3 separate regions of the Mus musculus genome follow, and all the other regions are linked to region 3. A link is a contact called in ENCODE Hi-C or POLR2A ChIA-PET data. All regions are on one chromosome and are shown on one strand. The core of a region is the stretch at or near the end of the contact, and the rest is flanking DNA. Distances in the headings are between cores, read along the strand shown. Region 1 holds the start of Drc3 (dynein regulatory complex subunit 3). Region 2 holds the start of Gid4 (GID complex subunit 4, VID24 homolog). Region 3 holds the start of Srebf1 (sterol regulatory element binding transcription factor 1).

Region 1 (5,051 bases), core at 2,214-4,713, 130 kb after region 3:
ATTCACAGAGTCTCTACAATGTTCTAGATAAGAGATCAAGTGCTAGCAGACATGAACCCTTCAAAGTAAGCACTCAGTAAGACACAGGTCTCTCCCCGCCCTTCCCTCCTTTTGCTCAGCAGACAGTCACTCTCAGGCTTGGAATGCCTACACAACCTTCTGAGGTTCCATAATCAAGGTCATTTGATGCAGGTCACATCTAACATGTTTACTTATTTCCATCCATTCAAATGGCCCTACATCCCTTACTTCTCTCTACATTCTGCCCTTCATATGCCTCAGCTTCCCTCCCCTACCCCCCACTCCACCCCTCTAGTTCCCTGGCTTGAGCTCAACATTGGGTGGAGAAGTGAATTTAGACTGCGCTGAAAGGGCACTTGGAGAGAAGAGGAAGACAGAAAGGAGAGTGGGTGGGAGACACAGTCGGGGCTGCAGAGAGGACTCGGTGCTGAACAGCACTTGCTGCCCAATCGTGAGAACTGGGGTTTGGATCCCAGCACCCATATCAGCTGGATCACAAATGCCTGTAACTCTGCACCATGGAATCTGATGCCCTCTTCTTCCTCCACGGGCACCCTATTCACACTCACACCGACGCATGCACACACATACATAAATAAAATAAAATCTTTTCAATATAAGAGGGGAGGCTGGAGAGATAACTCAGTGGTAGAGAGCACTGGTGCTCTCCCAAAGGATCCAGGTCTGACTCTCAGCACCCACATGGCAGCTCACAGCTGTCTGTAATTCCAGTTCCAGGTTCTGACACCCTCTTCTGGCCTCTGTGAGCACAAGGAATCAAGTGGTGTATAGACATACATGAAGGCAAAACAAACACATAAAATTGAAATATTTATATATATACATGCACATATATGTGTTTATATGTAAACACATAAAATTGCAGTATTTACATACACACACATATACATACAGAGAAAAAGAGATACTTGAGTGAACATCAGAGAAAGAAGCGTCATAGAAGTGGGAAAAGACTTTCAGGTCCCAGAATCCATGATCACTTATAAAAGACACTTTATCAAAAAAGAACAGAATGGCAGGGTGTGGTGGCACACACCTTTAATCCCAGCACGTGAGAGGCAGAGGCAAGCGAATTTCTGAGTTTGAGGCCAGCCTGGTCTACAAAGTGAGTTCCAGGACAGCCAGGGCTACACCGAGAAACCCTGTCTCAAAAAACAAAAACAAAAAGCCAAAAGCCAAAAACCAAAACCAAACAAACAAAAAACCCAAAAGGAACAGAATGCTCCCAAATGTCAATCAACAACAGAAAAAGCCTCCGTAAGTTTGTAAGCTTAACAACAGAAAAGTAGGCTATAAATTCATATACAAAGTAGAAACAAGCAAGTCTCTACTGCTTGAACTATAAGACCCATAAGGATAGTACAGAGCCCAGTTCATAAAAGATGATTTCAACCAGCCGGCAGACCCAACTTTAATTTTCAAAAATGTTACATATGTGGGCGTTTTGTTTGCCTGTCTGTGCACCATTTACATGGTATGTTTAGGTATGTATATAAAAGACACCAGAAGAGGGCAATCAATCCCCTGGATGTGAAGTTACAGCCAGTTGTGAGCCACTATGCAGTGCCAGGGCCTGAATCTGGATTAACAGCCAATGTCTTTAACCGGTGAGCCAGTTCTCCAGCCCCAAGTTTGTTTGTTTTTAAAGCTAGTCAGCACTTTTGACTGATCTGTTGGCATAAGCTCCCACCTTGGATGAAAGGCCAAATTGCTTTATTATTCATTACTTGCAGTGCTGGATCCTAGATCAAATCCAGGATTTTGTGTGTGCTAAGTTAATGCTCTACCACTGGACTATTCCCTGGTCTGCCAGTGTTTTCTTCTGTAAGGAAACTTCACAGCGGCCAGTGCCATTCCTTATGCAGCATGCGGCCCGCCTCTAACTCCTTACACTACTGACAGCTGCTCTGATTACTCTACTACCACTTTATGTAGTGGGAGAGCAAGAGGCAATGTAAGGAGACGCTTAATATCAACAAGGAAGATTCAGAACTTTAGAACTTGAAGAGTCCCACCACATCTTATCTCCAAATACCCCGTGTGGCAGACAAGAGAACGTCAAAATATAAAGCGCACAAGGTCAGGAGGAGCGTCCCTGGCAAAGTCACTACTGGAGTCCAAGTTTCCGGGATCCAATGGACTGCTTATCAACAAAGCAGCCCTGCCTCCCTTCTTTCCTAGGAGGCCTAGGAGATTCTGCCGCCACGCCATCCCCCTGCCAAGCCAGTCACTTTCCCCGAGGGCCTCCCCCATCCCAGTCCCTCCTACAGCCTGACTGAGTTGCAGCTCAAATTAGAAGTCGTGCAGCATGGGGCATTTTCTGGGAAAGTGCCCAGCCTCAGAGCCATTGGTACCAATGAGCAGGGACAAGGACGGAAGAAAGAGTTCCATTCCACAAAGGCTCCGGGAGACAGAGGCCCTGGGAGCAAAGGCAGCGAGATACCTGGGGAAGAGTACTCGCAGTGACATCTCCCAATACGCAAGGGTAAGCAGACTAGCATGGACACTACTTCTGGGGAGAGACTTGAAAGGCTGGGCCCTGATGGGCAGGGATGCCGGGGACCTCTCTAAGTCCAATCGGCACCTCGGGGGAGCCTCCTTGTAGGGTGAGGTGGCACCAGCGTCAGGCAGAGGCCTCGTGACAAGGATGCCCAGTCCACCTTTGAGATGACACCACTTATTGGCAGAGGCCCAACCCGCACGTGAGGTGATTTCAGTGCCGGGAGGAGGCCCGCGGATCTCACCAGCCCGGTCAGCCGCTGTGGCTCACTCGACGCCTGCCCCACGCGCGGCCTTACCAAGACACTGCCCTACAGGGGTGCTGAACGGATTCCCCAGCAGGAACTCCATCTCGGCGGGCCTCGTTCCAGCCCGGACTCCTGTGTGCCACGGGTCTCCGCTGCCCGCGCCGCGTTCTGCCCTGACTGACACTTGCCCCCGCCCCACCCTCCGGAACGCTGAGCGCCCGGCCTGACCTCGCCCTCTGGGTGCATCTCTATTGGGCAGCGTCTAACCAGCCCACTTCCGATTGGACGACACTCCACTCTCAGTGAAGTCCCACCCACCCCGCGGCGTCCGATTGGGCACGAAGCAAGCTAAGTCACTAGGGTCTCCGTCAGCCTAGCGGCACAACCCCCGGACCCGCCTCCAAACGAGTGGCCGTTCTTCTTGATTCATTAGCACGTTGGTCAGTCTAGAGAATCTTTACTATTATTGGATAAAAGGTGTGTCAATCGTTTACATAGGCGGGCAGAAAGAAAGCGTAACTAGAAGTTGAAGCTCGTTGACTGTGCTGATTGGAGAAACGTTTGTTTTCTTCAAGTCTGGTTGGTGTTAGAAATATGGCCACGTGACGAATCAACTTTCACCCAGGATATTTATCGCTTGACTTCCCCTTAGCAACCAAGTGGCGGTGTTTGGTTCCCCAGCAACCAAACGAAGCGTCTACTGCAAGGGGAGACAGTCCTTAGGAAGGTAAGAATCAAGAGTTTAGCTCCAGAAGATTAGAGGTTGCATGATTGAGGTCTGTCTTGTAACTCTTCTTGGAGGACTCCGACCTGACCCGTCTCATCTGTAAAATGAGCACACATGTCATTTTTACACTTGTACTGAGACTTAATCGGGCTTTTGAAAAAGAAAAGAGCGTATAAAATCTTAAACTAGCAAAAGCAAGTAGGAAAAGGGTCCATCAGCCAGTTTCCTGGCCTGATTCGTTTCACTGAAAGAGAGGTACCCGATACACTGATAACTCATTCTAGAGTTTGGCTGTTATATCCATCCTCTTGATCTGCAATAAGGTATTTCATTTGGTGCCGTATGAAGTGTTTGCGATGAGAATAAAGATATCAAGGTTCCATCTCAGTCTCTGTCAGTAATTCACTCTATGACTTTGGTCACAGACCCCCCCCCCGGCCCCCCACATACACACATACCTCAAGCCTCAATTTCCCTATCTGGGAAGTAGGGACACTAAGATGTCCCTTTTAAATAGCTCCCAGAACTGGCATGGAGTTAAATAAGTGGAGTGCACTGAGAGTACGACAAGGACTTATTCTCATCAGTTGCTTTTATTCTCATTACTGTGGGACTCATAGGGTCTACATAGTGTTTCAGGTCCAGCTAACCCAGGCTGTTGTTTCCCAGGTAAACCAGTGACGAGGCTACCTGGTTGATTTGTTTGTAAAGCTTTCTGCTGCTTCTCCACATCCTACCTCTGGTCTTCACCAAGGACACTATCATCAGGCAAGTCAATGGGACCCCCATTTGGATAAATTATTGACATCCTCCCCATAGGGGAGGATTCTTTGGGCCTTGTTCTGTAGGCAGAGAACATGTGACAATGTCTGTCCCTAGTGTGCTGGGTACAATAGAGTTGTGATTAAGAAAGTGGATTCTGTGTTAGACATGAGGTCGTGCCTCTTGGTAAATCTTCATATTAGTCAATCGAGAAATTTCTCTTACAGAGATCCCTACTGTGTGCTTTCATAGTTCCATACACCCACTAACCTGTCAATGTTTGTAAGTAGATATTGGGATAATTTATTTAATTCAAGTGTGGTTCAGAAGTCAGGCCACACCTCTTCAGTATCCTTTCACAAGGTTGGTTATAGAGAGCCGCTCTGACCTTGTAGCTTTCACAAAGTTCTCTCTTTCACTCCTTACAGATGTGAGCAAACCCAGCTTCCCCTGATTCCTGGGCCAAGACATACCTGAATTGCAACTTTACTCTCTTAACTAAGCCTGCCACCGTGCCAGGAGTCATGTAGACTAGGTCAGGTCAGGTCACATGGTATAGAACTAAAAGCCACCACTGTCGTTGTCCCCCCCCCCGCCCCCCAAAACTGTGAGTCGTAAGTCCCTTTGTTCTCTGGATCTGAGGGAGCTAATGGAACTGGAAGATTTGTCTTTCTCTTCTGGGCACCATGTGGCTGCCAAGATTCTGATGCAATCTCTCCTAGTGCCCTCTCACTTCAGGGCTCCTCATGGCTGTCTGTGGCCTCGAACCTCTG
Region 2 (4,876 bases), core at 1,285-3,784, 200 kb after region 3:
CCCCACAGCGAGCCCTTCCTTCAAAAGCCTCTCCTCTCCTGACAAGTTTCTATGGTGTAGCTGTTCCTAACATTGACAAGTGGATTCTTAAAGAAGAAGGACTTAATAATTTACATACTTCAAAGATACACAAAAATATCTCCCACCTGGGGAGGACAAAAAGAGCAAAGCATACCCTAGGGAGGCACGGCATAAACAAAGGAACACATTCAGGAGTTCACTAAATAGGCAAAGGGTCAATTTAAGCGCATGGATGCTTTTTGTTTTCCATTGTGGAGGTGCTTGATCTGCCATCTTTTCTTCTGTATTACAGACTTACCAGTTGGCTCTTAGCATTATTTAGCACATAGTAGGTAGTCAAAGGTGAAAGAAAATAGGAATGTATGAATGAATGGGGCACAGAGAGCTATCTGTAAGTCAAGCCCGTTCTCCTCCTCCCCATACCCCATGACCTCAAGTGATCCTATCTCAGGCTCCCAAGCAGCTGATACATGTGTGTGACGCTACTCTTAGCTTCTTCCTTTGTCTTTACTGGCTTTTTCTGCCCCACTTTTAGGCCTTCGTTTGTGTCCTGATAAGCAAAAATCAGCTCCCTGGTGCATCCACTCCCTTCCCCAGTTATATAAAATCATGGGCTATAGACCATTGAACGGCTCACCACGTATAGACGCTGACCACTAAACCCAACATCCTCAGTTCAGTCCCTCAAAGCCACAACCAAGTCCTGCTGGTTGTCCTCTGACCTCCATGTGCATGCCAAGTGCACACACAGATATATACACACTAAATGAAACAAGAAATTATGGGATTTACAGCCTAAAGAATTCTTAAAGGCAATCTCATGCTTCAGATCACCAAAGAAAGCAACATCATACATGCCCAAGACCACAGTACCTCAGAGATTTTGCCAACAACAGACCCCAGGTTTGTACTCTTATGCCAATTGCCAAACTGCCTATGGAATTGTTGCCTAATGAGGGCAGTGTTGCAGCAAGACCTCTAACACCCAGTCATCACCTCTGGACATGTTACACCCCCTTTCTCCCCCATCAAACTCTTACTCATCTCTCAAGCCCCAGTTTAAATGCCCTTTCAATCACCCTGTACACGCTCATCCTTGTGATTTCTTAAGTCCTTCATAGTTCCCATATCACAATATATTGCAAACTATTGTTTCGTAAGCATAATGAATCCTGCATCTGATGTTGAGAATCATTCAGGTGAGACCACATGCCCTCAACACAAAACAACTAACTGAATTTAGAGAGGTCATCACTACTTTTCATTCACTGAAGTGAACCTCACTTGTAGCAATCTCTCTTTCAGAAGCAATGAAATAACCTTCTTTCAGTCTTATTACAGTCCTTAGTAGGTCAAAGAAGCCTGGCATAAACTCCCACTTAGAGAAAGCTGCAGAGAATGCAGAGGCTGTGGCACTGCACTAGGACAGAGGGCCCGCAAACCCCTAAGGAAGTGTGCTGTGTGTGGTGGAAGACTTAAGGCCTGCCTCTGTGCCAAGTCTTCTGCTGGGTCCTGAGGACACAACACAGTCATGAGGACACAACACAGTCAGGTCAGTCTTTGCCTTCCATAGCCTCAACCAGTCTGCTCTGTGACCTTGGATGTCCTGATTGAAAGCCCAAATTTTCCTTTCTGAATCCAACTAAGACACCTGCTCCCCTTTAAAAGGAAAAACAAACAAACAAACAAACAAGCAAACAAAAAAACCCTGAAGCTGGGAGGTGGTGGTGGTGGTGGTAGTGGTGGTAGCACTCAGGAACTAGAGACAGGAGGATCTCTGAGTACGAGGCCAGCCTGGTCTATAGAGTGAGTTCCAGAGCAGCCAGGGTTACACAGAAAAATCCTATCCCCGAAAAAATAAAAAGAAAAGAAAAAATAAAGGAAATTGAGAAAAGCCTCAAGAGCCAAATATCTCGTGTCCTGGGCACGCTGTGTCCCCTAAAGTCACCCTCGCACTTGTTTGGATGTCATTTTTCAAATTGAAACAGAACTCTGTTGCTCTAAATATTCGCATAGGCCTGAACCCTGCCTGTCACCCCGCATTGCACGTCAGAAACCTTCCTCCAGGTGAGCCCGACTTGGCTCCTGACCAAAAAGTCACATTATGTCCGGGCCTCACCTGTTGGCGGGACATAGGCCCGGGCCGGAGGCTGCGGAGCTGGCCCCGGCCATACTGAGACGGTGGGGTCACTGAGACGCCGGTCCAAGAGACCGCGCCACCGGTCCCTCAGCCGGGGGTAGATTCGCCACATCCTGCCCAAGGACCTGGGTGGACACATGCGTGGAAACAGAGTACAGGAAAAGAGCGAAGAGAACCCCACACCCCTCGCTGGTTCTGTACGGAAACCTCTCACCAAGGGTTCATAGCCCTCAGCCTCCTCAGCACGCCGCCATCTTCCTCATGACACCTACGGCGCGCCGTCGCAGCCGTGCGCCCCGCTGCGCGCCACTCCCGCCCCCGTCAATCAGCATCATAAACGTGCTCGCCACGCCCCCTCCATGCCGCGCCACGGGAAGAAAACTACAAGTCCCAGAGGGCCGTTCGCGCTCTGCGCCACGTGCTTTCTCTGTCCGCCAATGGGCGGAAGCGCCGCGTGAGCTTGCTCCCGCCTCTCCAGCGCGCCCGCGCCAATTGGAAGCTGCAGAGTGTGTGTGTGTTTGTGTGTGTGTGAGCGCGCGCGTGTGTGTGTGAGCGCGTGTGTATGAGTGAGTGAGTGTGTATGCGCGTGTGTGTGTGTGTGCGTGCGTGCGTGTGTGTGTGTGTGTGTGTGTGTGTGTGTGTGTGTGTGTACCCGCGAGGGCAAGTGGGAAGGGAGACCCAGCTCAGGTCTGGGAGGCCCTGCTTGCAGGTCTCCGGGTCCAGGTGGCAACACGAGCGCTTGGTCTGGCCTCAGCGGGCGGGTGGTTCCCCGGCCCCTCCCCCGCGCGTGCGCGCCCGGGTCCGCCCTCCCCGCAGCTTCGGCTCCCGCGCGGCGGCGGCGGTTCCTTCCCCCTCCCCCAGCCCTGGCTCCGGGGGACCCCGCGATGCCGGTCCGCACCGAGTGTCCCCCGCCGGCGGGTGCCTCAACCACATCCGCGGCCTCACTCATCCCGCCGCCGCCCATCAACACCCAGCAGCCCGGCGTGGCCACCAGCTTGCTCTACAGCGGCTCCAAGTTCCGTGGCCACCAGAAGAGCAAGGGGAACTCGTACGACGTAGAGGTGGTGCTGCAGGTGAGCGCCAGGCGGCAAGGCCGGGCCCGAGGGCCTCCTCGCGGCGCTCACGGGCCGGGCCTGCCCTGGGCTCCTCGAGCCCTCAGCCGCGGACCAGGCCCTCTCACTGCCGGGGCCTCCTGCACCCGGCGCCTCCCACCGGGACCTGCCCAGCTGATGTCACACTCTCGAACCCTACCCCTAGCCCACCCCTAGACTCAGAGCCTGTAGTGGCCAGTCTCCGACAGACCCCGAAGACTGTCCCACACTTAGAGCCTTTGACTCGCCGGCTTGGGCATCCGGAAGCTCCCCCATGACTAGCCGTCCTTTAGCCTGAGTCGGTTCTTCCCAAGTCCTGTCCTCCCTACACCAGCCAGCCCTCCCACCAGTCCCTGTCGGATCCTGAAAAACTCTCCATTGGCTGCCCCAAACTCAGTACCTCTCGATAGCGGCCAGTGTCACATTCTCCCGGAATGAAGCTTTTCCTCTGACCCCAACTCCATCCTGAGTGCCAGGGACATTGCTCCTTAGGAGAACTCAGTCAGCCCACTGCTGACGGGGGAGAGGTGGCCAACCTCCCTCCATTGGCTGAGACAACCCACAGAGGTTGAGGCTCCCCAAAGACCAGGGAGCCTCACACCCAAATATCTCCAGTTGCACCACTTAGTGTTAAGACCTTGTCTCGTGGGGCCTTCCAGTACCAAAACCCGGCGTCAGTCAGTTCATAGGCATCCGCTGCTACACTTTGCTTCCTGTCCCAGGCTTCTTACCCTACCCTGCTGTGGCTCCTTCCCATCCCTGGCAGTCCCCCTGGCCTCTCCCCAGACCTCGCACCTTGATCTAGCTGGTTGCTATTGCTGGCTGTAGTGTTGCTGATTGTTATCTGCATAGCTCCAGAGTTTCCTCCGAGCCTCAGATGCCTAAGTACTGGGAAATCTAACACAGTTTTGTTTTGTGTCCACTTACCTCCCCCTATTTGACCTGGATATCTGAGTACTGGCTGGTGGCTGCCAGTCCCTGAACAACTTTGAAACTTCAGCTTCATCTTCTCTGGGCCTTTCTTTTCCAGAACTCCACCTCTTTCTCTCCCCCTTGAAGCTTTTCCCAACTGAAGGAGATTGGTGGGAGTAGATATTTCTCTTTTATCTATCTCCCCTCTCCACAATACTCTTCTTTCTAGGTATTAAACTGTCTGCCAGAAGACCAATTCCCTGTCCCACCTTGTGTGCTTTCTCCTAATGCCACCTCCTAGGTAGTTCCCCAAGTCTTGTTCCTTGAAAGCCAGAGGTTTAGAGGTGCATACTGCCCCAGGGCCCGGGGAGATGTATATTGAACATGTACAGCATCCACCACCCTTGGTTCTAATTTCCCATCTCAGATTCTTTTGAGCAAATAGATCTCCCACTCCAAAGACTCGAGAGTGTCTCTGCTTTCTAACTGCAGCACACTCATCAGCTCTTTTCTTTCCTACCATTTGTAGAAATAGTTCTCTCAGCTTTGAGATTGGGAAAACCATACTCTTATTAAATGTAATTTTTCCCCATAAAGCTCTATCATGAAGTATGGTATTTATTGTCATTGGAAAGCTGTGACTGAGTTATTTCAAGTCTTGTTACCTACTGTGATAATCATTTTTTTTCCTCCTTAAGATGTGATACTATAG
Region 3 (4,694 bases), core at 680-3,179:
CTCCTCTGGATCTTCTCTGAGGTCACAGCCAGAGCAGGACTTGATGCTCTGGGCACAGCATCATCTTCAGATATAAAGGTGGCAAGCTCACAGAGGAGTCATATGACAGAGGGTGAGAAAAGCAGGCTGGAGATGGCCAGTGGGACTGGCTCTCCTTGCCACTTTCCAGTCTTATGTCCAATGCTGCTCTGGGTTGAAGGAGACAGCTACATGGCTCCCCAGCCCCTGCCTCAATCTCACCTCTTCGTCCAGCCTTGGGAGCCAGAGGTCCAGGCTCTTGAGCCAACAGCCTGGGTCTGAGTTCTGTCTTGCTGTGGCTGCAAGACTTGGACATGTCATTTACCCTCTGTTTTTGGTCTCTTACTTGTAAGATAAAAGTATGTCTTCCAGCTGGGCCTGTCGGAAGGATTCAATGCAATTCTCAACCTAACACCAAGTACTCCATAAGTGTAGGCTATCCATGTTGGGATGGATGGACACCCAAACACCAAGAGGGAACTTCTAACAACTCAACACTGTACTCTCCTCCTCCCATCCCTCCTCTCACTGTTCCTAACCATGCCTGGATCTCAGGTCAGCCAAGATATCTCTAAACTTTCATTCCTCTTAAGTGTCTAGCAGTTTTTGTTCTCCGCCCCCCCCCCCCCAGACAGGGTTTCTCTGTGTAGCCCTGGCTGGCCTCGAACTCAGAGGTCCACCTGCCTCTACCTCCTAAGTGCTAGGATTAAAGGCATGTGCCACCACTGCCCGGCAGGTGACTAGCAGTAACTCCAAGCTTTGATGGCACATTTAGGTCTCTGATGAGGACGTAGGCACAGCAGTCCAAGGCTGTGTTGGATATAAAAAACAGCTTAGGTGTCTATCAACAGAGCATCAGGGGGCACAATCTACTGTAATCCCACAGGCCCCATTGTAGTTGTAGACACACAGTCATGATTATCTGGGGTGGAGGAGGATGTGGAGCAGCCTTAAACGAGCAAGAGAAATATAATGTTTTGAAACTGCTAACAGCCACCAGAGATCGTTGAACAGTCCACCTAACATGGATACATATCTTATAGTAACAATGACTTGCTGGGGTTTTTTTCTTCTCCAGATCCGCCGCCACTCCTTCCCTCCGCCCAATTGGTAGTTGTTGTTGACATGGGAGATGAATCATACTGAGCGAGTTCAAGTGATGTTTTAAAGGATCTAAGTGGCCTGGGGTGTGGCTCAGCGCAGAAAGCCTGTTAATATGTTCTAGAATCCGAGTTACTGCCCCAGAATCACAAAATTTGAAAAATATTCTAGAGAGCACCTTCTCTCTTCTATCAGATTTCCAATTCCTCAAACTCAGGTCCCGCCTAAAGGGCCTTTGCCTCCCCCTCCGCCTAAAAAGTATCTTTCCTTTCCGGTGAGGGGGCTGCTCCTTAGCTCTAGTGCACTCAAAGAGACCTCCCTGACCTCAATCCAAAGTAGCCAGATGCTTGCAAGCCAAGGTAAATGCAAATATCGGTTCGTGGACTTTCTTGGGAATTTTGGTGAACTCAAGAAATGAGAAACCCCGGGTCGGCCTGTGAACTGTACACAGGACCAGGCTTGAAGTTGAGTGGATACTCAGCGTGTCCAGAAACCTAGCCCACTGCGGTCCGGAAAGCTCAACCCTAGATCTCAGGCGCCAGATCGCGCAGTGCGCACGCGCCAAAGTTCCCGGCCAAGCGCCCTCGCCGGACGTGCGACCCTGCACAGGCCGCGCCGGAGCCCCGGGACACGCACCTTCGATGTCGTTCAAAACCGCTGTGTCCAGTTCGCACATCTCGGCCAGTGTCTGTTCCAGAGCCGCCTCACCGAAGGCCAGCTCGTCCATGGCGCCGGCGCCCACCCGGCTTCGGACTAGGCCCACGTTAAGGAAAAGTTCCCCGGAAACTGGGTTCCGCGGGCGGAGCCACCTGAGCGGAGGGGCGGGGTTTCCCATCAAGCCCCGCCCACCAGCCTGCATCCTGACAGCTCGCCTAGCGGGTTGAGACTGCCTGCCCGAGCCTGGTTTCTAGCAATCTCCTGCGGGTGCACAGGCACTGGGCCTTGGCTTCTTCTGTATCAGGCCAAGGGAGGGACCGAATGGAAGCCACAGGACTAGACCCAGCCCAGACATCGTTAGATTAAAGGGCCAGGGATGGGGGGCCCAGCATGAGGGTGGGAGCAGAGAACAGAAAACTCACTTCCTAGTCTTGCTGTTTAGAACCAGACAGTCCTGGGTCCAAAATACAGCAGATACAGGCCTGCAGTGGGGCCCCTCCACTATGTGCCTCTGTTTTCCTCATCTGTAGCCAGGGTCCAATTATCTATGAGCCAGCTGAGAGGTTAGAGAAGCATGGCCCATAAGACCTGTCCACCCTCTCAGCTTAGAAGTCTAGAAGTGGGCCTCCAGAGGAGAAGAGTTCTCAGGCAGAACCTGCAGGAGGAGGGGGTGGCTGGAACTTCTGATCTTGTCTTAATCCTATCAGTCCTACCATTGGAGCAGAGAGGACCTGAAGGGCCAGTGGGCTCGTACTACTCCTATAGAATGACTTGTGTCTCCAAAAGGATCTAGAAAAAGTGTGAATCTCAAAGTCAAGAAGGGATTCTGTGAGCCAGGCATGGTGGCACACTCTGTTAATCCCAGCACTTGGGTGGCAGAAGCAGGTAGGTTTCTGAGTTCGAAGCCAGCATGATCTACAGAGTGAGTTTCAGGACAGCCTGGGCAATACAAAGAAACCTTGTCTCAAGATACCAAAAAGAAAGAAGAGAAGAGAAGAGAAGAGAGAAGAAAAAAGAAAAAAAAGAAAGAATTCTGTAACAGAGGTCCTGAGGACCTGAGCCCAGCTACTGGGTCATATGTGACCTGGGGCCAGGCCAGGTGCCTGAATAAAGACTGAAAAGTGAACCCTGGGCCCTGTGACTTAGGAACAGGTAAAGCAAGGGAGGGAGGAGAGGTTCTTCGGCGTGGATTGAATAGACCATTCTGGCCCACAGGTGATGCAAGTTGGGAGGCAACGGCAGAACCTACGAGTCAACCAGGGAGGGTCAGGGCCCCAGGCCGCCCAGAAGCTGCCTTGCTCAGACTGCAGATACCTCGGCTGCTTTCACCTCCCAACCAATAGAGTTAGTTGGGGCAAGGAGGGAGGGTGTGCCTGGGCTTCACCAGGACACATTTTTGTTCCTTTCTCAGAGGAGCTGCTAGAAAATTACACAGGAGTTGGCAGGGCTATAAAACGCACATGGAGCCCTTGCTTTGGGGTCACCCTGCCATGTCCCACCATCAGAAGACACCCGGTTTTCTGAAAACTCAAATAGCCTGTCCCAGCCAGAAGGACTCAGAGGTCAGCTGAACCAGCACCACACCTGATGTGTAGCTGGGCTCACTGGTTTTCCCCAGTCAACTTACTAGAGCTGTCTCTGCAGGAAAGGGCAAGGTGTTTGGGGACATCACAACAGATCTGCCTTGTTCTGGAACTGTGTAAAGTGTACAGATCCACAAATACACATTTCATGGCTGCAAGAGCTAGGGCTACTGTCCTGTCTCGAAAAGCAAGAAAGAAAAAGAAAGGAAGGAAGACAAGGAAAGAAAAACCAAGCCCAAGGTGGGAGATCAGATCAACACAAATCTCTGCTCCACAGATTGGTTTACTAGGACAGCAGCCAAGGGGCATCTTTACCCTGTGCGGAAAGCTTGGAAAACTAATGTCTAACACCCCAGACCTCCAACCAAAGCTCTCTGGATTGCCTTGCTGGGCTCTTTGACGCTCAGCACACAAGCTGGTCTGGGGAGCCTGGGAAGGGCGGGGTCTCAGCCCGACCGACAGTTACCTGTGTCAGCAGGCTCAGCATTGTGCAGTCTTGGGGCATGCTAGTGACATGCCGAATACTTTTTTTTTTTTTTTTTTTTTTTTGGTATTAACTCGTTCCGATCTTTCCAAAAAGCCTTAGGAAGGCGTCTGTTTCCTTCCCATTCTACAGATGAGACAACTGAGGCCGGAGGCGAAGGGACCTGCCTAGGACTCCTCAGCGCTGCCCAAGGTTGTCTTGCATTGGAGACAGTCGCAGTGCACAGTGCGGGGTGGGCAGCACGGCGACCCCGAACTCCGGGTGCCAGAGGACAGGCCCCGTTCGCGGCGCCGTAGCCAATGGGTGCAAGGCCCCCGAGTGGGGTGACGCGGCGTCAGCGTGCGCTCGCGGTACTCTGGTTTTGGTCACGTGCCCAGCGCCCGTTCGACCCGGGGGCGGGGCAGTATGACCTGAGGGTACGCGCTCTGTCTGGAGGGACTACTCAACTGCAAGCAGGGCTTCTAAAGTGCAGATTTCTGTGCCTGCTCTGGCTGTCGCTACCTAGGGGACCAGCGTGCACTTCCCCGTTGGTCCCCACCCTTTAAGCACTGCAGACACTGAACCTTAAGCAGCAGGACCTCTCTGCTCAGCAGTGCCCTCAGTGTTGGGAGTTCAGCGGTGCGTGGAGTGGCAGGCGCCGGGTTGGACGCTGCTGCCACTCTACATGACCCCGTTATCTTTCTTGACTGCAGGAACTAAGCTTGGGCCTGCCTGGGCGAAGGAGGAGAGGAGCAGGCAGTGGAATAGACTGCTGAGAGCCCAGAACCACCTGGGTGGGCTTAGTCTCCTGATCTCACTTTATATAGGGGACTGCTGACTTGAGAATGCTGGCCCTAGATGAGGGTTGGTCT

Evidence for each region. Hi-C counts contacts between places; a loop is a spot of excess contacts on that map. ChIA-PET counts read pairs that join two places held with the same protein, here RNA polymerase II (POLR2A).
Region 1: POLR2A ChIA-PET joins it to region 3 with 12 read pairs in Patski. The contact joins the promoter of Drc3 here to the promoter of Srebf1 in region 3. A Hi-C loop is called at or near these places in 1 of 37 maps with a recorded cell type or tissue (gastrocnemius). POLR2A ChIA-PET finds 5 or more read pairs at or near these places in 3 of 5 experiments (Patski and embryonic stem cell).
Region 2: POLR2A ChIA-PET joins it to region 3 with 10 read pairs in Patski. The contact joins the promoter of Gid4 here to the promoter of Srebf1 in region 3. POLR2A ChIA-PET finds 5 or more read pairs at or near these places in 3 of 5 experiments (Patski and embryonic stem cell).

What each region holds. Positions count from the first base shown.
Region 1 is chr11:60,349,917-60,354,967 of GRCm38, forward strand. It overlaps Drc3 (dynein regulatory complex subunit 3), which reads left to right and starts at 3,464. Exons shown (of 14, transcript NM_029044.2): 1 at 3,464-3,516; 2 at 4,186-4,284. Tom1l2 (target of myb1-like 2 (chicken)) reads right to left here and starts at 2,989. Exons shown (of 15, transcript NM_153080.3): 1 at 2,841-2,989. The coding sequence starts at 2,892.
Region 2 is chr11:60,414,611-60,419,486 of GRCm38, forward strand. It overlaps Gid4 (GID complex subunit 4, VID24 homolog), which reads left to right and starts at 2,535. Exons shown (of 6, transcript NM_025757.4): 1 at 2,535-3,234. The coding sequence starts at 3,046. It overlaps Atpaf2 (ATP synthase mitochondrial F1 complex assembly factor 2), which reads right to left and starts at 2,424. Exons shown (of 8, transcript NM_145427.3): 1 at 2,141-2,424. The coding sequence starts at 2,300.
Region 3 is chr11:60,218,698-60,223,391 of GRCm38, forward strand. It overlaps Srebf1 (sterol regulatory element binding transcription factor 1), which reads right to left and starts at 1,930. Exons shown (of 19, transcript NM_011480.4): 1 at 1,756-1,930. The coding sequence starts at 1,846.